Regions from separate parts of the Mus musculus genome. Here regions 1 and 2 are each linked to region 3. Evidence: chromatin loops called from intact Hi-C (ENCODE). Cell type or tissue: heart. All regions are shown on one strand. Each heading gives the region's core, and the rest is flanking DNA. Links, peaks and the distances in the headings are about the cores only.

Region 1 (7,324 bases), core at 1,017-6,016, 250 kb before region 3:
TTGTTTTATTTGGTGACAGGGTCTCATTATGAAGCTCTGGATAGCCTGGAACCTGATATGCACACTACACTGTCCTTGAGCACACAAAGATCCACCTGTCTCTTTTCCCAACTGCTGCCGTTACAGGACTATGCCATGTCTGGCTTTCAAATCCTCTATTTTTGAGACCATTAAAAATACTAACAGTGGTGGTGTGTGCCTTTTATAACAGCACCCAGGAGGCAGAGAAGGGAGAACTCTGAACGCCACACCAGTCTGGGCTACAGAGTGCAGTCGAGACAGAGACAGGCAGAGACAGAGAGACACAGAAAGAGACAGAGACAGAATGTGAAAGACCTGTTGACAGGCCTCGCTTCTGATGGTGGATCAGAGTTCACGTTTTCCATCATAGCTAAGGAGCAAATGTATTGGATAAGGCAAGCATGACAAGATGCCCTTATTTCTATCTATTATTTCTTGTTCTATCTGTTTATTTCTGTCTTCTTAAGAGAGATCAAAGGAAAGTCGTTTATACGCCACACACTGACTGTCTGTGCCCAGGAATGAATTTGAAATAATAATCCGGGCAGTCGGACAAAAGGGACTGAGCTGCATCTCAGTGGAGAACCTTGGCTAAGCCTAGAGGTCTGAGGTTTGAGTCTCCAGCTAACCCCTCCTGATTTAGTTAGGGTTTCTCTTCCTGCACAAACATCATGACCAAGAAGCAAGTAGGGAAGAAAGAGTTTATTCCGCTTACATTTCCAAACTGCTGTTCATCACTGAAAGAAGTCAGGACTGGAACTCAAGCAGGTCAGGGAGCAGGAGCTGATGCAGAGGCCATGGAGGGATGTTCCTTACTGGCTTGCTTCCCCTGGCTTTCTCAGCATGCTCTCTTATATAACCTAAGACTACCAGCCCAGAGATGGTCCCATCCACAAGGGCCTTTCCCCCTTGATCACTAATTGAGAAAATGCCTTACAGTTGGATCTCATGGAGGCATTTCCTCAACTGAAGCTCCTTTCTCTGTGATAACCCCAGCCTGTGTTGTTGACACAAAACCAGCCAGTATACCTCCTCCCATCAAACCTAAGTGAAAGACTAGTTTTACTAAAACTAAATGGTTCATGTCTTAACCGATTCTCCACCGTCCCTGTGTCCTTTTTTTTTAAAAAAAAATACCGAGATAATTTAGTTGGCATGTTTAAATTTCAATAGACAATTCTGGAAGCAGCAAATAGTTAAATGTAATATACATGTAACTGTTGTTGGCAGAAGGAAAATAAGAGAGATATTTTCAAAGAGAATAATATGAAATATCTTTTTAAGAATTATTTTGACCTGACTTGTATTAAATTGATGAAGCAATAGGTATTTTCAAGAATGGTTTTAAAAAAATGATTTTTAAAAAAATTCCTGGTTTGTCATTTGTATCTTTGCAGTTACTTGAACTTCAGATAAAAATGCTTCAGATGCTAACTTTAAAACACATGATGCTATCAAAAACCCTTTTCTGTGGACCAAGCTGGAAAGCAGAAGGTGGCACAGCTACTGTAGGAAGTTCAAGCAGAGATAGCCTCCCCTCAAATGCCAAATGTCAAATGCCTGAGTCCAGATGAGAGGGGCTCCCTTTGACAACTTGGTAAAAAAATAAAATGTACGTAGTATTCCCTGCTGGTGACTATAGGATTCTCAATATGTCTCGTAACAACTCAAATAATTATCACGAATCCTCTTTTCATAAATAAAAGCCAAACCAAGGAAAGTGGTGATCTTTCCACAGGTAAAATTCCCTGCCCAAACGTTCTCCATAAAAATGACATTCTCCCCAGTGTAGGGGAATGCCAGGGCCAGGAAGCAGGCAGGAGTGGGTGGGTTGGTGAGCAGGGGAAGGAGGAGGAAATAGGGTGTTTTCGGAGGGGAAACCAGAAAGGGAGATAGGATTTGAAATGTAAATAAAGAAAATATCTAATAAAAAAATTTTTAATGACGTTCTCCAAATAAATGCTGAGTGTGGATTATTCTTTTACTAATGCTTCACAGAAAATTATGCAGCTTTAGGGGAACAACTCTTGCTCAAAACAACGGAACTCTTTCCCACCTCCCATCCCCTAACCACTGAAACTGCTTGCTGGCAGCTCAGGCTAATTACATCCTAGCTCCTGCACACAGGCTTTGCGGTGTGCCGCCCCTCCCCCCGCCCCGTTTCCAGCATACTGCTAGTGCAGGGTTTATTGACATGATATAATGTCAGAATAGTTTTCAGGGGCTAAAGACGCCTCTCTATTCCAGAAAAGGATGGAAAGGGTGCTAAAGGGAACACAGATTCAGAGGCCACCAAGGGGGCCCACATCCAGAATACCACCTCACTGTGACCTCGCCCACCGAAACTTCAGGCTTGGGGAGAGGACTCACGCCCCTTGCCTGCTCCTGCAGCTGTCGTTCACACTCTACGCTTAGGAAGGGCAAAGCAGCCATACCCCCACATTTCTCGCTCAAAAATCGGACTTGGCCGCACCCAGTGTCAGGGAACGCCTCGGGCGCGTGGCAATCGTCAGTGGCCCGCACTGTGTTCAAGACCCTTTTAACGACTGTATGGGTGGCTCTGAAAAGAGCCTTTGAATTGAGGGCACCCTCGCCGCGCCTCACTTGGAGCTGGTGTATTTGGTGACTGCCTTGGTGCCCTCGGACACAGCATGCTTGGCCAGCTCCCCGGGCAGCAGCAGGCGCACGGCTGTCTGCACCTCGCGGGACGTGATGGTCGAGCGCTTGTTGTAATGCGCCAGGCGGGAGGCCTCGCTGGCGATGCGCTCGAAGATGTCATTGACGAACGAGTTCATGATGCCCATGGCCTTAGACGAGATGCCGGTGTCCGGATGCACCTGCTTCAGCACCTTGTACACGTAGATGGAGTAGCTCTCCTTGCGGCCCCGTTTGCGTTTCTTGCCATCCTTTTTCTGCGCCTTGGTGACCGCCTTTTTGGAGCCTTTCTTGGGGGCTGGAGCTGATTTGGATGGATCAGGCATAATGTCTAGTTGTACTACGGAAACGCGGACGCCCCTGTAGCAAGAATATTTGTATGCCTTGCATTCAAATGAAGGATCAGGCATCACTCCCTTTGATTGAATACAATTTTACATTACGTCATCGCGGGGTAAGGCATATGCAAATTAGGAAGGCTCCGCGTTCTTTTCTGATTGGTTCTTGTTGGCATCCAATAGGAAGGTGCAGTCTAGCCTCCCTCCTGATCATATATAAGAGCTTGCTGGCGCTTACGAATTCGTTTTCGCTAGGTTTCTTTTCTGTTTTTGCGTACTTTTGGTTATCAGTGGAAGATGTCTGGTCGTGGCAAGCAGGGCGGCAAAGCTCGTGCAAAAGCGAAGTCTCGTTCTTCCCGTGCCGGCCTGCAGTTTCCAGTGGGCCGTGTGCACCGCCTTCTCCGTAAGGGTAATTATTCGGAGCGGGTCGGCGCTGGTGCCCCGGTGTACCTGGCGGCTGTGCTAGAATATCTGACTGCTGAGATCCTGGAATTGGCTGGTAATGCGGCCCGCGACAATAAGAAGACGCGAATCATCCCGCGCCACCTGCAGTTGGCCATCCGCAACGACGAGGAGCTCAACAAGCTGCTGGGCCGCGTGACCATCGCGCAGGGCGGCGTCCTGCCCAACATCCAGGCCGTGCTACTGCCCAAGAAGACCGAGAGCCACCACAAGGCCAAGGGCAAGTGAGGCCCCTACCGGTCGTTAGTGCGACTTTTACAGACACCAAAGGCTCTTTTCAGAGCCACCCACAACCTCATTAGAAAGCGCTGTACACTGAGCCTGTCGCCAGTTACTGGCCAGGCCAGTTCTCCTGACTCCTTCCGTGCATTCCTGCATCCCTGTGCGGCGCTTGGGGAGCTCAAGGGAGACCAACGGCTTCATCTGCGGGTGGCCTGCGGGCCGTTGGAGGCGTTCGAGTTTCTCCCCACCACTCCGTGTCAGACACAAGGTTGCAGTTAACGTTCGTGTTTGGACATTAAGGGGATACTTAATAATAGAAATTAGTATAAGGTTCTGGTTTAGATGCTAGTGTTTCTATTGAAACTGGGTTAAATTGACATGTTCAAGTCTTCCAGTTAGGACGGGGTTTTCAAAGGTTTCTGAGGGGAGACTTGGTATTTCAAATCTACTTGTTTATATAAATGTTCTGTTACAAGGCGATTTACAACTTTGGAGTTTTGCTGGTTTCCTTTGTGGGGGTGGGGAGCCGGTCTCTAGGCTGCTTCAGCCTGCTTAGTGGTAGGATTACAGATGAGCATGGTGGTCCTGCAGGCCTTTGGAACTGGTTAATCGGATCCACTTAAGTAGCTTAACCTTGGGGAGCAAAGTGATTTGTCAGGTTCTGGTTAAACTAGGTGTGAGAGTACAGCAGTGTCCTTTGTCATAAAGTTTAAAGCAGCATCATACTAAGGACATGCTTTTATAGATGATTGTGACTTCTTTAAGCAGCATGACGAATGGTTGAGTTACAGGTAAATCAGGAGCGTGGTTGGGAAAGGGAGAGGAGGGGGTTAAATGAGTTACCTTTAAATCGTTTTAAATGGCACAGAATTGGGCCTCTTCCCTGTTAACTGCTGTACACTATTTAAAATTTAACAATACAGGCCACGAAGACAGTTATATAATGTTTATTATATAATTTATATAGACTGTACTGAAACTGGATCTGTTCAAGCCTGGGCTCCTCAGACACCGTCTGTAACTACAGAGCTGCTCATAAAATACCAACGTCTTAAAGCCATTTGTCTAAGGATAAGCAATTTTCCTTAACGGTGAGTCTTAACAGAGTGATCAATAGACTGCGTATAGATTATACATCTGCAAATGGGTGGTCTCAGTAAAACAAAGCCAGAGGGTTGGACCTCCAGAGATCTTTATGTTCTTTTAGTTAGAATCTCTAGTTCTAGTTTTAGTTTGTATGTGTTCATAGGTCATTGTAGCTGCTCAAACGCTTGAGTGGAGGTTAAACTTTTTAGGAATTGGGTTATGTTAGCATTTATTTAATGGTGTTATAGAGGCATCGTGGAGGGAGGTGTACTAGGGTAGTTTCTCATCTCTTCTAAGGCTGCTGTCAAATGCACAACCACTACCCAAAAGGAATATTTAATTTCCATTTAGGTAAAATGTAATGTAAAGACGCAGCTCATAAGTTGCCCTGTCATATGTGGCTAGTGAATAACTAGAGAGCACAGATTCTGAGTGTGTCTACAAAATTAAAGGAAGTTCCAATCATAGCAGCTGTGATCTAGGATCTGGTCATCTGGATTATCATTTCCAGATGGGAAGTACCAATGTGAAAAGAGAATGTTCACTGGATTCAAGCACTCCATGATCCATTCCTAGGTATATGCCCAATAAAATAAGAGTACGTGTATAACATAAGCTACACAGGCGGAGGAACAGTTATCAGTCATGAAACCTAAAAGGTAGAGGAAACCCAAATATTCATCAGCTGAGGAACAGCACAAAACTGTCTGTTCTTGTGACGGAGCATTAGTCAGTGAAGGGACTGGACAAGATGACTGAACCTTCATGTCCAGAACGGGCAAAAGATACAGGAGCTGAAGGAGGGGAGAGAGTAAGCATGGACCTTCCAGATGTGGTCCAGGAAGAAGGCTTAAGAAATGCGCTCAGTGTGCTCGCATGAAGACCTGAGCAGATCCAGAACCCATGTAATGCAGGGCCAGGTTAGCACTTTAACTAATTCCAGTGCTGCCAGGGAAGACCGGAAAATCCCTGAAAGCTCGCAGGCCAGCTGCTATGGCATAAACAGCGACTAACAAGAGACCCTGGCAAAAGGTTGGAATTTGAGACCAACACCTGAGATTGTCCTCAGACCTTAATGTATGAGAGCATGAGTGCCTGCACTCACATTCATATATGCAGAGGTGTGCAGTGCACACTCACCACTCACAAGGGGGTCAGGGGCAGGGTGGATGAAGGAAGCCTGGAAGCCCTAAGGACAGAAAGAGGACAAAAATTTGGTCCAGTGTTTCCTTTCTAGAGTAAAACTGACCCACCTCAGGTAAAAGGTGAAACTCCTCGTACCACAGCTGCCATCATGAGAGACCATGTGGAGAGGCAGGAGGGGACCTGATCCTCACTCTGCTGCAGCTCTGAGCAGGCCTTGGCAGATAGCCTTGCCAGGTTCAGCCTGCATGGGTGTTGTGTGGAGGTATGGAGGTCTTTCCCTGGCCCACTGTGTCTCTGAGCACATGCCTGTATTAGAGTCATTTCAGCCACTCTGCATGTGTTCCTGTGCACTGCTGAAGGCAAGAGACAGGGTTCCAGAAGGATGCAGCTTGAGCCAACCTCGGAAATATCTCGGAACAGTGTTTGCAGTGTGTGGGAGCTCTCTGCCTGTCTCCGCAGCATCCCGTGTTCCTCTTCTGGGTGTGGGTCTTTCCTCCAGCCCTGCTTCCCACCTTAGTCTCTGCTCTGTGGGGCTATTTCTTGTGGGCTCACCCACATGTCCAGTAATCTCCCACCTCAACAAAATTCAAAATATACCTAATATGCAGTCCAGCTCCCCTACTCCTGGGCATCTCTCCAGACGAAATGAGATCAGTATGTGGAAGAGACATATGTACTGACATGCTCATTGTGGATACTGTCGCTAGCTAAGATAGCTAAACATGGGACTAACCTCAGTGTCTGTGAAGGAGCAGATCCAAAATGCAGTATATACACAGATAAATATTACATAAGCTTTAAAAAAAAAAAAAAGAACCCAAAATTACATTTGTTGTCACATGGATGAACCTAGAGGACATTTCAGTGTCTTTTGGCATCATAGGAGATTGGTTCTCATCTCTGACCGACCCCCGAGCCTGGGCAGGCACCAAAATCTATGGGTACCCAGGATCCTTATATACAAAGCCATAACATCTGCTTATAACATACAAATGCCCTCAGTGTTTTAGTATGCCACCATAACTCCTTGTAAACAATGCAATGTAACTATAGGGTAAATAGTTGTACTAGGCTGACCAAAAATCATTGTCATGAAGCTCGATGCACATTCAGTAGAGATAACTCAAGAAAGTTGAAGAGCCGGGAGAGGTCAACTGGGAAATCAGTGGGGGTCAGCTGGAAAGTCATGAAAGCGTCTCCAGTAGGCTAATGGGGTGCTTCAAGGACCACAGAGGCTGCACTTTCCATTCTGTCCCTCAAGCTAAATTCTGGGGTTCAGAACAACTGCCAGGCCAGTTGGACTCAGGCTGTGTAGACAGCTAATTTCCTAATATGAATGGCAAAGCGGGATGGATGTGTAGTAGGCAGGGGTCTCAGGCCTCCTTGCTGCACAT
Region 2 (7,324 bases), core at 1,017-6,016, 240 kb before region 3:
TCCCAGAATACCCAGAGCTATGTGGGAAAAGCCTCTCTCAGAGGGAAGGAAGGAAAGATAAACAAGTGCATAAAACATGAGGGGGGCAGGTATTTAAGAAGTTTGTCTGCTGTCTTTGAAACTCTTGATTTCTTACTATTTTTGAACAACAGCTTTAGGGACATGGGTAACTCCAAAATCATTTTAGCCTGGTCATTAGGAGTCCCCCGTCCTTTTTTATGAATCATGCCTGTGTCTTTCTTTGAGGTTGCATGTTCTAAGCCCACTGACACCAGGACACATGGACATTTGAATGTATGGGTGTTATTACTCAAGGCCTGTTAGGGTGCAATAGGGATGGTGTGGAGAGTCTTGGTCAAAAGTCTGGCTTCCCCAACTTTTCCTAAGAATTCTAGGTCACCGGTTGTCCCAGAATTGCTGTGTGGCAACCCTGAAGGAAATCCCTCCTTTCTGAATCCATCTCATAGCCAGTTTGGGGTTCCCCCATTCCATTTCGACAGGAGAGAGTGAAAGAGCGGAGAGAACGCATCCTGGAGGAGTTTCAGAAGGTGGTCTTGTTTCTGGTGGAAGAAGAACGGAGGATCCTCCAGGTCCTGAAGAAGGAGGAAGAGGACACCTTAGGGAAGCTGCAGGACAGCAAGGCCTCCCTGGACCACCAAAGCCGCTCCCTGGACCTGATCCTGTTGCAGCTGGAGGAGCGGAGCCAGCAGGAGCCCCTCCAGATGCTGCAGGTGAGGCCAGAGGTTGCTGAGGCGCTCCTGTCTTTGGGATTTTCTGTGTTGCCACAAACCCGTGGGTACACCAGGAGGTGGGGTGTGGCCTGAACACGTGCACCCATGGGTACACCACGAGGAGGGGTGTGGCCTGAAGATGTGCACTCAGCCCAGGGGCTTGCAAAACAAACACAGCCTGACAGAAAGGATGAGGCTGGGCTGATATTTGAAGGTCACTAGCCTGTCTTGTCCCAGCGCTACACGGTGCCTCACAGCAAACAGTCCACATTGTCCACAGTATACACACACACACACACACACACACACACACACACACACACACACACAAAGGGAGAGACAACAAATACTTTCTTAAAAAGCGGTTTTGGCCCAGGGTTCTGGAAGTCCAAGAGCATGCTACCGCCCACGGCTCCACTTCTGCTCATGACATGACATGACGTAACAGCCCGCCAACACCTGCCAGAGTGAACAAGGGTAGACTGACTTCAACACCCTTTCTCGTCTCCGTTCACCATGGAGGACCTGTGGCCTAATTAACTCTTAAGGGCCCTCCCACACTCTGCTCAATACCGTGACACTAGGAATTAAACTCCAACCTGATGTTGCTGGGAACCTAACATAGCTAGCCAAGGCAGGTGGGCCATTGTAGTTTTCTAGGCCAGGGGTGCTTCTGTAGATTCTGGCTTCTAGAAAATCTCCAGGGACCCTAGGCTGTCACCCCCAGCCCCTCCGCCATCCACGCCCACTGTGCTCCCTGACACCCTAACTGCATCAGCAGCTACCAGAGGTCTGCAGAGGAGGAAACTGCTCCCTCCTTATCCACAGCTTAATCCCCAGATGGCTTCATTTTTGCTCAACCTGAAAATATCAAAGGAGAAAATCCAGACGTAAACAGTCATCAAGTTTTAAACTGCATGCTATTCTGAGGAATATGATAAAATCCACCTGGGCTGGGAGGGAGGCATCCCTTTGTTCAATATCTCTATGCTTCGTGTTATCAGCAGTGACTGTCTTGGCTATCAAAGCTACTGTGAGGTGCTCTGCAGGTGTGCATGAGGAACATTCACAGGAGCAGTGAGGCTAGCCGAGTTCTGTTGCCTCAGAGACGCTTGATCAGCCAGCAGTAGAGTGCTTGCTTAGCAGGGAGGGGCCCAGCCTCCTTTAAGTGAAGCTCTGTGAGACTCAAGGGCCAAGGTTGCTTAATGATTTGTGAGCACAAGCTCGCCATGGTTCACTGTTAGAGATGGCTCTGTTCTATTGTGTTAGCATTCTCTGTGCCAGACGCATAAACAGTATCACAACACACACACATACACAAAAGCACGGTATGTGAAGGACTTCTGACTCGGGGTTTACTGGATTCTAGGGAGGAGGCGTGGGGAAAGAGCAGGGTGGTGTGGCTCAGTGATAGTGCTTGCTTAGCAGGGGTTCTGCCCTCTGTCTCCACTACCTTAAGTGCTGATCATGGTTCCCAGGACTTGGCCTCCTCTCCGCTGACCAGACCTCAGGCTTGCGACCGTGGACTGAGGGAAATGCTTAGGGTCTGCCAAGCAGGAGTGAAAGGGAAGCTTCCAGGAAGAGTACAAAGTTGTTATCTGACAAGGGACTGTCCAGCTGAGGACATGTCCCAAAGTAGCGGGCAACAGAGGTAGCTTTGACACCAACAAGCAGGACCAGCTCTGAACTCTCCTCTCTGTTGCTTACAGGATGTGAAGGACACCTTGAACAGGTACTGTCACCCTCAATAGAGGTAGTGGGGGACGTGGGGGAGGGCAGAGCACACGGAGAGGCAGAGGGGACATGAGTCTGTATTCCCTGGAGGAAGGAGAGCTTCAGCGTGCAGTACCCAGAGGTGGTCCTCCCCGCGGCTATCAAGACCTTGTGCAGAGTTCCAGGACAGATAGAGGTGCTCAAAAGCTTCCAAGGTAAGTGGAGACCCGGGTCTCCAAGGACCCCAGTTGTCTGGGCACTGCTCTGCCTTACCCGGATGCCACACAGGACCAGCGCTTCCAACTAGAAATTAGTGTCTCAAACTGTACTCACCATCTTTCTAAGCCTGACTGCTGAAATAAGTTTGCCCCCATTTAGCCCTGGTGACTCACCATCATCAATATCCACGGGGATTTGTAGTGTAGAACCCTTGGGTAACCCCAACCGGTTGGAACTGGTGGAGGGGAGGCTTTTGGGTGGATATGGAAAAGAGCCATTTAGCCACTGTGTCTGTCACACCCCGCCCATCTTGAGGGTTCTGGCTCATTCACCTTGAATGACCCCTACTCTTCTCTGTCTACCTGGACCCTCTGCAGAGGATGTGATGCCGGACCCCAGCTCAGCATACCCCTATCTCCTCCTCTACGAGAGTCGCCAGAGGCGGTACTTGAGCCCACCGCCCGAGGGCAGCGCCCCCTACAGCAAGGACCGGTTCGTGGCCTACCCGTGCGCTGTGGGGCAGAAGAGCTTTTCCTCTGGAAGGCACTACTGGGAAGTGGGCATGAATCTCACCGGGGATGCACTCTGGGCCTTGGGGGTGTGCAGGGACAACGTGAGTCGGAAGGACAGAGTGCTTAAGTCCCCAGAAAACGGCTTCTGGGTAGTGCAGCTGTCCAAGGGGAAAAAACAGCTGTCCCTGTTACCCAATTCCACTCTAGTCACTCTCACAGAGCCTCCCAGCCACATGGGGATCTTCCTGGACTTCCAGGCTGGAGAGGTGTCCTTCTACAGCGTGAACGATGGGTCCCACTTACACAGCTTTTCCCAGGCTGCCTTCCCTGGGCCGCTGCTGCCATTCTTCTGCTTGGGGGCTCCCAAGTCAGGCCAGATGGTCATCTCCACAGTGACCATGTGGGTGAAGGGATAGAGGCTTGAAGCCGGGCAGACACTGGGTGTGCCACAGTTCCCCAGAAGGCAGGGTGCTTCACCACCGTGGCCACCTACCCAGGCTTCCCTGGGGCACTAAGAGTTAATACCTGTGCTGGCAGGGTAACTGAAATACAGTCAAGATTCAAATGCTCAAGTGAGACCGACTACAGATAAGATGCTAAATGGGGGAACTTTGGAAAGGGTCCTGCTTATCTCAGAGTGGACTCAATTCTTTTCTAACACCCTTCCCCAAGAACCCCTCCCACTTCCCATTCCTGTTAAAAGTTACTAGCATGCCAGGACTCAAGTGAGATGGTGAACTGGCATAGCACATGTTTCCACTGTGACCCTTCTGTGCCCATGGTGTGACATGTATCTTGTCTCCCATTGGGGTCAGTCAACCACAGACATGAGGGTGGCACTGGAGGCTCTGAGCAACAACAGGTGCTGCGGGCTATGAACACAGAGTAAAAGTGCAGAGGGAAACCACCGACTCCCTTGGTCACCACTCTCAGGGTTTTCCATGTCCTTGAGGTCATCCTGCCCATCAGTAGTACTCTGCATCCTTTTCTGAGCCCTGGAGTTACGCACTTGTGCATGCTTGTGTCTATCCTCACAGCCCCTGCTCCCAGGATAACTCTGAGACTCAGATATATTTAGATACCTAGGCCATAAACCTTGGCTGTTCCCTAACTAGCTCATAAGCTAATCTTCCCGTTACTCTAAGGTCTGCCACATGGTTGATAACCTGGTCCTCAGGTTTTGCTGCTGTACATATCAGCATTCGGGGGTCAATCTTCCACCTGTCTCTATCCCAGCATCCCCCTCCTGCTCTGTCTGATGTCCCATCTAATTTCCTGCCTCAGCTCATTGGCCAATAAGCCTTTTATTGACAGGTGAATGCTTTTACACAGTGAACAAGAGTTTCTCTCTACATTTCCCCCTTTTAGTCCAAGAAAAGGCTCCTTTTCTTACAAAATAAACTATATACAATAACCATTGTAGTGCTCAGCCCATATGTTCCAAAACTATAGACATGACAAGTTAGCTGCTTTGACAGTCCCTCAGAATTCCTGTATAATGGTGGAACTTCAGTCTTCAGCCCTCTGGCACCGTATAACTGACAGACTTTTCTGTGCAGCAGGAATGATGAAGGACTTAGCTATCTTGTTCTTGCAAAGCTTGGCAGTTGAGTTCCCTGCATCCCAGTTTGTCCATTCCGGACAGCATTCAGTCAGCATTTGAAGCACGGACAGTTTCTTGCACAGTGGCAGTGGCCACATTTGAAACAAACTCCATAGGGAGATTCTTTGATGCTCAACTTTCTTTGAAGTAGAAAAACGGGTCCTGTTGCCAAAAAGCCTTTTAATAATAAAACATCTTTAAATGTCATATTCTGTAGATCTCTGATGTTTCCAAAAACCATCTATAACTGAATTGTCTGTTTCTAGTTAGTCACTATTTGATTATTAGTCTTGAAAACATCTACTGGAGGCTAAATAAAACTTATTTTGAAAATAACTAAACTGGTATCTATAAGACCATACATTTGATTGACTATTAACATGTATTAATTATCCTAAGCTGTTTGTAATAGTGGCTTTTAAGAGAATGGGAACTTAATACTTCATTTTTAATAATCACCTAGGTACAAATATTATTTGCAGTAGCAAATAAGAGTTGAAAACATAGTATGTTGCAGCAAAATATAACCTCAATTTTGCATTAAAATACAAAGATAAAGGGCTGGAGAGATGGCTCAGTGGGTAAAAGCACTGACTGCTCTTCCAAAGGTCCTGAGTTCAAATCCCAGCAACCACATGGTGGCTCACAACCACCCATAATGAGATCTGACACCCTCTTCTGGTGCGTCTGAAGTCACTGTACTTATGTATAATAATAAATCTTTAGGCCAGAGTGAGCAGGGACTGAGTGAGCAAGGTTGACAGGAGTGAGCAGAGGTCCTAAAAATTCCCAACAACCACATGAAGGCTCACAACCATCTGTACAGCTACAGTGTACTCACACATATAAAGTAAATAAAAAAAAAAAAACAAAGATATATACCAATGTAAGATTTTTGGCTTGCTGATACTCTTTGGTCTAAAAGTAGAACTTAATACTCCACCCTTTTTTCCCATTACTCCTCTATCCTCCCACCCCCTTTTTCCTCAACACTAGAACGGTGAGAAAGGATCGAGGAAAGAAAGAGAAAACTCTGAGTCTAACCGTTATCGTTTCCTCCCTGATCCAAGACCATTACAACTTGTAGCCACATCCCTTAAATGGCAAACACCCATAACTTATCCAACTACCAAAACAATCACCCTGCCTTTGGGAATGGGGGGTCGCTTTCTTAAAATTGCCATCTGCTGATTTGGGGCAGTTTCCTTTTGGGGACCAAGAAGACTGGGAAGATGGTCAAATCCTAAGAAAGCTGTAGCAGTCGCTGTCCTGTCTCTATGTGCCGAAAGTTCAGGGCTTCAACAGTCTGTGATGCTGACCAACTGGGGTGAAGTAGCTCTCTTTGAAGCTATCCTGGATGCAGACTTTTGAGGGAGTCTGAGGTAGGACCAGGCAAGATGCCGGAATAAATACTGTAAGGGTCCATGAATCGCCGAAGAATGATAACCCAGACTCAAATAAATGCAAAAGCAGAGTGTTTTATTCTGCAGAAGTCCCGCATGCTGGGGTCTACTGTTTATCAAGATGGAGATGCCCAAGAGAGCTCACAGGCCCTATTTAAGCACATTAGGGGGAATTCCAGGGAGGGGTGGGTAACCTTATCTTAATTCACTGGCTCTATATCTGGGGACATTCCAGAACCACCACTTGGGGCTGGGGGCTGTGTGGAGGGGGGGCGGGGGGGGGTGTTGACTGTTACTGGGGAAACCTGGAAACTGTTGCTGGGGAAGCCTGGAAACTGTTACTGACCATTGCCCTTGCCTCAGGCCAGGTGGGGGGCAGCAACTGAGGGTGGGGCACTTTCTGATTGGCTGCCCGAGGCTTAGAGGATTTTCCAGTAACTGACTTTTGCCCAGTTCTGAGAAACAGAGATCTAGGCCTGGTCTCCTGAACTGCCAGTTTGAAGCCTGTCATGGAGTCAGCCTGTCTCAGTCCTCTCACTGTGCCTCAGCATCTCAGCGTCCTCAAGGTGGATCTTGTCAGGGCTGCTTTTCTGGTGGTTTTTCAAAGGTAATCAACATTTCCACTTTAACATAAAGTGTGAAGTGCACACAAATCAGTGAAAGATGAGTCTTTGCTCTTTGAAGAAATGAAAGACATCTGTCTGTCTTTATACGTTGGTTTGGATTCTCTGACCAACTGTGATATAAACTTCCATCCAAGCTGTATGAAGGGATGGAATGGCAGGTCCCAAGTGTTCCCCAACAAGGGGATACCCTGTCTGTCTCTCGCTGAGCTACCATCGTTAGTCCTGTTAGCCTTTGCCACATTTTTTGTGTATTTCAGAAGGCTGAGCCTTTTTTTTAATCATCTCTAGAAAAACATTGTTTCTAGGAACACTTTACCTATAATCCTTTTGACCTTATTTATCGTAATTAAAACATCTGACAATTCTGATTTTTCTTAAAACCTTTTAAGACTTTTTTCTATTAAAGTAACCTCTGGTTTTGTGTCCATTAATCCTTTGAGCTCCTCTACCCAACTGTGATTTTAATTTTGGCCTCTTATCATTTATAGTAGTTTGTTATAATATCTGATTTTGGGTA
Region 3 (7,324 bases), core at 1,547-6,546:
CATAACCGCTCTCTCTCCCCATGCAGATGCCCCTAGACCTGGATGCCCTGTCTCCAGAAGAGCGCAGGGCCCGGTTCCGAAAACGGGAGGCTCAGCTCCAGCAGAAGAGGGAAGAAGAGCCAGAGGTAGTGGACAGTTTTGACACTGAACGATATAAACAGTTTTGGACCAAGACCAAGAAATAAGTCTGTCAGGGAGTTCCACCAGGGACATTTTGTAAGGATGGAGGGCATCTATCTATTTACCATACGTTCTTGAAACCATAACCACCTGTCATTGTCTTCTTTTGCGTGGAAGCCCAGTCCTGGAACTCATCATTTCTGAGAAGTATGTGCCAAGTCAAAGCCAGATTAAAAGCTTTGCTTTAGGGCCCATTTAGGTCAGACTTTTGGGGTTGACTCTTTGTTTGGGTTTTGATTTTTTGAGACATGGTCTCACCCTGGTCAGTCTAGAACTCAATATGTAAACCAGGCCTGACCTCCTGAGAGCTGGGATTAAAGGTATCTGCCATCATACACAGCTTCAGACCTCTGGGTTTTAAACACTGCTATAAAGCTGGTTGAGAAGTATTTGGACAGTGGACAGGAAGTACCAGCAACTAACAGCTCTACTTGCCTACTATTAGAAACCCCCAAGGTAAACTCCTGGATCACATACACCCTGCACTCATCCTTCTCACCTCCACCCTTAATAGGGCCTTTCCTAAAAGACAACCGGGGGAGAAACACTTCCCTGCCCTTGGGAACCCAGGAGTGTGGCCAGGCAGTGTGTCTTGAACCCCTGGTGTACTCCATTCTGCAGAATAAGTGACTATGTAAACCAAATCTATGAGTAGCTGCCTGAACCTTTGTACTCCTGATGTTGGTATAAAATCCCACTGGCTTCCTCCAGACGAAGGAGCACACAGAATAGCTAACCTCAAAAGCAGGCCTGGGATTATCCAACCCTTCATCGTGTTACTCCATTACTTGACATTCTGGGTGTCACTAGAATAGGTGATTATACAAGGATGCACAGGCCTTAGAACCGTTCTAGACATTTGTCCCGTGACCTCCCAGACCCATAGTCCACCTCCTCCTTAGCGTCACCTAGTATGCATTCTGTGATCTGACCATGCAGCTCGACCTTCCGTGTCCTAAGCATACCTGGCCTGGTTAAAGGTGAAGGCCCAGAAGCTGCTCCCTGGCTTTCTGGAGACCTTTCCTAGGAGACGGCTAGTATGCTCTTCTTTTGCTGTGGCCCACATGACTGACCGATGCTCCCTTATTGTTGCAGATTTTGTTGTTTACTGGAAAAAAACATTTCTAATTGTGTGCCTCAGCCTTAGTACACACCTTTAATCCCAATGAAGGTAAACTTAGTTAGAAAGAAGCACCCATGTTTGAAAGTGATTTCCAGTGACTCAGGGAGATTTGACAGAATAGGATATGCCTATCTCTCATGAGAACAGAGAGGAAAGAAGTGACTTAGGGGAAAGAATAGGAGAGGGCAGTTTACTGGGACCATTGTACAGAGACAGGTTGCAGAGAAAGAACAAACTAGCCAGGTGAAGACAGAACGAGCCAGAAAATGAGCCAGAGATTAGAACATAATACCAAAGGTCGTATGAGGCCAAGCAGAGCAATTCGGGGGAAGCTGGAAGAAGCCAATTTGAATCATTCAGTGTGGAGGAGTCTGAGCCAGAATAGCTGAGTTGACCACCCAGCTAGATAGAGTTCAGAAGAGCATTAAAGGGTGAGCTTATTCAGCAATAGGTCTCAGAGGTTGAAAACATTCTAGGCCAAGATAAGATTGTATGGAGGCTAGAAGCTTCCAGGACAAGGCCTGGGTTAGCAGACAGAGGCGGTAAGCTTCAGAAATGACAATTACATCAGGCAAATAAAGGATACGTTTCCACTTTATTGTGCAGCTCCCCTTGGGACCATCCATTCATCCCGAGTATGATCTTGTTCTGAGGAATCTGTCCCAACTGTGTCCTCTAAAGCCAGGCCATGACCTCAGGGCTCATACCAAGAGCCTCACAAGCTGTGGCAGGTACTCAACGTGTTCAGGATGAAGACATAAAAATGAGGCTGTCTTGGTCTATTTGGGATGCTAGAGAGTTCCAGGATGGGTATTTTTTCAGACTAGGGATGAAACCCAAGACCATCATGTTAAGCAAGTGATCTGTCATTAAGATGTAGCTCAGTTTCTGTTCATTTTGAGGCGCAGCCTCAGTAAATTGCCCAGTAAAGCTTCACCTGCAGAGAACACAGATCGCTCTGGTTTAGGGATGCTTTGGCTTTCATGTCACATACGCATATTCTGTCACCCAGAGCATGGAAGAGTGAATCCATGTTTCTTTGGTGACTTTATCTGTCCCTCTGTTCCGTGAAGGTTTGCCATTATTTAACTTAGTTTCAACAGTGACCCGGGACCTTTGGAGTTAGCATTCTTGGCTTTCCAGAAAGCAAGGGGCCGGCCCCTCCTGGTGTCACTAAGGTTTTGTAGTGTCCCCTTCCACCGAGATTCCTTCACACGAGAGTTATCAGGTGGGATAGCACAGCCGCCTTTTTGAGGAGCTATTGCGCAGGCGCACGTGGCACTAGGATGAAGGATGCGCCAGAGAAGCCCTGAACGCCCTTTAGAAAGAGGATCTTGATTGATAAGGCCCTCGGATACGCAGTGCGCAGGCGCACGGGCACGTTAGCGAGAGCGCAGGCGCGCGCGGGGGCGCGAGAGTGACGTCACGGCGTGCGTCCGGAGTGCTGCGGGAAGTCCGACTAGAGACCGCGGGTACTGAAGGCTGTGCAGTGGCTCCAGCGCCATGTTCGGCTCCAATCGCGGTGGCGTGCGTGGCGGACAAGACCAGTTCAATTGGGAGGACGTGAAGACTGACAAGCAGAGGGAGAACTACTTGGGCAACTCGCTGATGGCGCCAGTAGGCCGCTGGCAGAAGGGCCGCGACCTCACCTGGTACGCGAAGGACCGCGCGCCGTGTACCGGCCCGAGCCGTGAGGAAGAGCTGGCAGCCGTGCGCGAGGCGGAGCGTGAGGCGCTGCTGGCCGCACTGTAAGTGCCTGGTCTGCGGGGCGACCGCAAGCCCCGAGGGCGGGATCTGGGTGGCCCTGGGGCGGGGCTGGATGTGGGCGGGGCACAGGAAAGAAGGGGACCGAGGGGCCAGACCCTTGATGAGCATTCCTGACCTTTGCTCGCAGTGGTTACAAGAACGTGAGGAAACAGCCCACCGGCCTGAGCAAGGAGGTGAGTCTGAGATATGGGTTCGAGGTCCGCGGGGTGGTTGGGGGGGGGTGGGGGGGTCCGTCTGTCTCGGCCTAGAACCTCCTATCTTACCCTGCTTTCGCAGGACTTCGTGGAGATCTGCAAACGGGAAGGAGGAGACCCCGAGGAGAAGGGCGTGGACCGGCTCCTGGGCTTGGGCAGCGCCAGGTTAGGCTAGTTGGGGAGTCCAGGGTAGGCCTGGGCGGTGATTGAGAACTGTCCTCAAATGCTCTGTCCCCTGCAGTGGCTCCGCGGGCCGTGTGGCGCTATCCCGAGAAGACAAAGAGGCTGCCAAACTTGGGCTGTCAGTGTTCACGGTAAACCCTGTCAAGCCCAATGCACAGGATCCTGGGGTTTAGAGGTGTCTGAGATGTGGGGCAGGATTCCCTGGGTGTTCCTCACCACGGCTACTCATGTCATACAGCACCACCGTGTGGACAGCGAAGGCCCAAGCACTGCCCCAACTGCTCCCAGGAAGAAGCCTCGCGCTGAGGACAAGGTCGAACCGGAGTAAGTTGAGTCTGCCTCCCTGTGCATAAAGGGGCAGACTGCCTTAGCTCTCTTAGTTTGACTGAAGTAGGCGGACCTCCATCTCTGGGCTGGAGTCTCAGTAGCTGCCATAGGTGACCCAGCAGGGTGACGCTCAGGACCATGATACTGGCCAGTTTGGTGGGAGGTGCTTGTGGGGTGGGCGGCACACAACTTTCTTTAATCCCAGCATTTGGTAGACAGCAGGCTGATCTCTCAGAGTTCTCACAAGCTGGTACGTGTGTCTGGTTACTTCTACTTTTGTGTCATCTCAACTTTGTACCTAGGTAAAATAGTGAGTTCCAAGCTAGACAAGGCTGCATAATGAGAACTTGTCTCCAAGGAGAGAGGAGGCTCACCAGGTTGGCAGCATTCCAGCACTCATCTTTGTGGCCATGGAGCCTAATAAGCTCATTTATAAATATGAACTCCCGACATGTAGATATTATCAGTGCACAATGGATCCTGTTCTAGTCTGCCTTTCCCTGCTGGGTGAGACTACCCCACAGTCGAGTAGACACGAGTCCTTCAAGCTCGGATCCTTTGTATTGTTTCTTGCAGTGCAGAGAGCCATAAGAAAAGCAAGAAAGAAAAGAAGAAAAAGAAGAAGAAACACAAGAAACACAAAAAGAAGAAAGACAAAGAACATAAGAGGGAGGCTGACAGCTGCTCCTCATCTCCCTCTCCTCCCCGGTAGGCTAGGCCCAACTCTACCTGGGACACTAAGGAAATGGGAGGCAAAGCTAGCCAGGCCTGGTGTGGTGCTTGGCAGGGTGAGGGACCCTTTAAGTGTCTGGTTGTCCTTGTCTTTGTAGGCCCAGACACCAGAGACATTCTGACTTCTCTCCCTGCTCTAAGAGGAAGCGGGAACATAGCCAGGACAGTGGAAGGAATCCATCCCGCAGACGACAAGACAGAAGCTCTGATGACTGAGAATGGCTACACCAAAGGACACCAGAGCCCTGGATGCCAAGTAGCTACCAGCCCACTCCCTACCTGCCCAACTAACTGTCCCTCTGTGGCTGGGATAAGGCAGGTGGCTGCTCCCCAACAGGATCCTGAGCCAAGCTTGCTGGATCTTAGGATCTATCTTGCCATTTGGAGGCAACTACTCCAGGTCATAGAGTGGGTCCTGGGTTACCAGTCTAGTGGTTCTAAGAGGGTAGTGCTCTTGCCTTGTCCCCCTGCCAAGGAGGATCTAACTGCCCAGGAGACTGTCTCTGCTGCCACAGGCCAGGCCCTTGAGGTTAGGGTGCGTGTTACTGATTACTCCTTTTTTGTGTGTGTATCAGCCCACTTTGTACTTAAGTAAATGTATTTTAAAAGTAGAGTGTATATTATCTCGCTGAGGACAGGTTAGGCTGGGAGCATGGGGCCCCCTTCCAGTATATATTAAGGGAACTGGGTCTAGGGACCAGAATCCTGTCCTTGAGGCTGCCTTACAACCATACAAGTGGCCAAGAAGTTGGAAGAACAAACTTTTGTGATCTGAAGGCATCTGCTGTCTCCCTAAGAGGTTCAACAGCCAGATAATAGCAAGACAGTAGAAATTAGGGCTGCTACAGTATAGAAAGTTCTGATTGTAAAAGCTATTGTGCTGTGAATGCATACTTCTGGGCAGACCCCAAAATGTCCTGAGACTCATGCTGTTGCTTCTATGAAGACCTGTGCCCTGCAGGTAGCCACCTAAGCATGAGAGAAGACTAATTATCTAAGACCTCAAGGGGGTGAAGGTCAGTCCACTTAGGCAGGGGCCTATTCGGAAGGATGATAAACTTTGGATCTTCTAGTGGTCACACCTACCCAGAGATAAGCACTCCAAGGCCAGCTGCCCCAGTCTGTCACAGAAAGGAAAGGAAAGAAGCACGTCAAGACATCCAGATCTTACCAGATTACACTAGGGCTTAAAGGGCACCTGTTTCCCTGTTTCCTATAGCATGAAAAGGGCTCTCAATCTCAGGAAGAAGCCTGGCAGTGGTGGCACTGACACACAAGCCCATCAAATAGTTAAGAGACTTTATTCTAACAGCTATAATTACAGTGCTTGTCGAAATGAAAACTGAAAACAAGTATACAAAACAGTTGATTACTAATTGTGTATTGAAAGCGGTAAGAGGTTCCACGACACCAAATAAACCAGTTCTGAGATTTCCCCAAGATAAATTTAACAGCTCCAGCTTCTTCAGTGTTTATCAAAATACAAAAGAAAAAAGTAGAGGTCGTCTTTCGATGGCAAATCGGACCCTTGCAGGCTGAGGGAGGAAGCTACTTCACACATGGAGATGGGGGTGCTCCAGGATGTGGGTCTGTAATGGACCGACCCTCCCACCTTGCACGCACTCCTGCTGGTGAGACCCAGGCCTCCTGCCAGCGCGTCCAAGTGGGCCCAAGAGTAGGCTGGGTATGCAGGCTGCCATTGGGCCTTGCACACACCAAGTACAAGCCAGGCCCTGCACCCCACAATGGCTCCCAGCCTACCCTAGGTAACCGTGTGAGCACAAGTACAAGCACAATGCTATGGAATGCAGGTGACCCAAAGACAGGCGAGTCACGGGGGCTCTACTGTGACCATGCAGCGGATGGTGGTTTGTTCATCACCTTCTCTCCTGTTCCCACAGCGAAACAGGTGATCTGATATCTAGCATTCAGGCCATTAACTGCAAAACCTACACTAGGCATAGTCTCCGTTCTGTGTGTTCAAGTGTTCTTGTCCTGTATTTTTAACTATTTTTAAAAAATGCACTGAGTTTGGGTTAAAAACCAACCACCAAATGGATACCGACACCAGTCTACAGCCCAATGGCTCCCGGAGGCCAGGTGCCCCTACACCCAAATCCCTTCTCAGTACTGACAGTTGAGTTGATTCTCTTTTTACAATAAAAAAGCTAAGTAATATTGCATAGGAGTACCAGAAACTGCCTCAGTGGAAACAGAAACTATTTACATTAAATAAAAACCTGGCTGCAGGCTGCGTCTGCACATGTACAGCACGGTGCGATGCACACTGTGACCAACCCATGGAGACAGCTTCTGGCACTCAGGACCACAGAGTCGCACGTTTGCCACATGAGAGGAAAGCTGAGGGCGGAGAAGAGGAAGTGAGGGGGAGGGAGGGGTCTGGTTCACTTCTGGTTCCGGAGCTGATTAGACAGCCAATCTAGTCCTTCATAGAGCCCGTCCCCGCTGGTGGCACAGGTGGCCTGAATGTACCAGTTCCTGTGGCGTAGAGAGTGCAGCCCCAGCTTGTCTGTGATTTCGGCCGCATTCATGGCATTGGGGAGGTCCTGAGGAAAAGGAAGAATTAGTGGCAGGGACCACAAACAGCCAATAACCCTGGGTAGCCTTTCACCCCTCCTCTTTCTTCCCTGATACAGGTTTTCCTTCAGGGAAGGACCTTGCTGGTGCCTACCTGCTTGTTGGCAAACACCAAGAGAACAGCATCTCGGAGCTCATCTTCAGCTAGCATCCTCATGAGCTCTTCACGGGCCTCGTTCACACGCTCTCTGTCATTGCTGTCCACTACGAAGATCAAGCC

Evidence for each region. Peaks named below come from ENCODE experiments on the same cell type or tissue, not always from the same donor. Only the 100,000 strongest peaks of a DNase experiment are listed, where the experiment ranks them.
Region 1: it touches region 3 in a loop (2.0-fold over the local background); 4 of 42 quality-filtered maps call a loop at or near these places.
Region 2: it touches region 3 in a loop (2.2-fold over the local background); 5 of 42 quality-filtered maps call a loop at or near these places.

The regions. Positions count from the first base shown.
Region 1 is chr11:58,951,427-58,958,750 of GRCm38, forward strand. It overlaps H2aw (H2A.W histone), which reads left to right and starts at 3,259. Exons shown (of 1, transcript NM_178218.4): 1 at 3,259-3,766. The coding sequence starts at 3,312. The coding sequence ends at 3,704. It also overlaps the pseudogene H2bu1-ps and a transcript of Trim17 not described here. In heart, for the core only: CTCF peaks have their summits at 3,553 and 3,798; DNase peaks (open chromatin) are centred at 3,155 and 3,565; H3K4me3 peaks cover 4,192 bases; H3K27ac peaks cover 2,628 bases.
Region 2 is chr11:58,967,987-58,975,310 of GRCm38, forward strand. Trim17 (tripartite motif-containing 17) reads left to right here. Exons shown (of 7, transcript NM_031172.3): 4 at 501-731; 5 at 2,441-2,463; 6 at 2,556-2,659; 7 at 3,041-5,089. The coding sequence ends at 3,591. It also overlaps a transcript of Trim11 not described here. Among named protein-coding and RNA genes, the nearest start is that of Trim11, 6.4 kb to the right of the region's middle. In heart, for the core only: a CTCF peak has its summit at 3,130; no DNase peak of the experiment used is centred there; H3K27ac peaks cover 699 bases.
Region 3 is chr11:59,205,623-59,212,946 of GRCm38, forward strand. 2310033P09Rik (RIKEN cDNA 2310033P09 gene) reads left to right here and starts at 2,739. Exons shown (of 7, transcript NM_024210.2): 1 at 2,739-3,051; 2 at 3,198-3,243; 3 at 3,347-3,429; 4 at 3,506-3,578; 5 at 3,686-3,771; 6 at 4,351-4,482; 7 at 4,605-5,114. The coding sequence starts at 2,807. The coding sequence ends at 4,722. It overlaps Arf1 (ADP-ribosylation factor 1), which reads right to left. Exons shown (of 5, transcript NM_007476.3): 4 at 7,199-7,323; 5 at 5,790-7,073. The coding sequence ends at 6,912. It overlaps Mrpl55 (mitochondrial ribosomal protein L55), which reads left to right. Exons shown (of 4, transcript NM_001302336.2): 4 at 27-516. The coding sequence ends at 185. In heart, for the core only: a CTCF peak has its summit at 3,699; DNase peaks (open chromatin) are centred at 2,699, 3,099, 3,599, 6,139 and 1 weaker place; H3K4me3 peaks cover 2,390 bases; H3K27ac peaks cover 1,318 bases.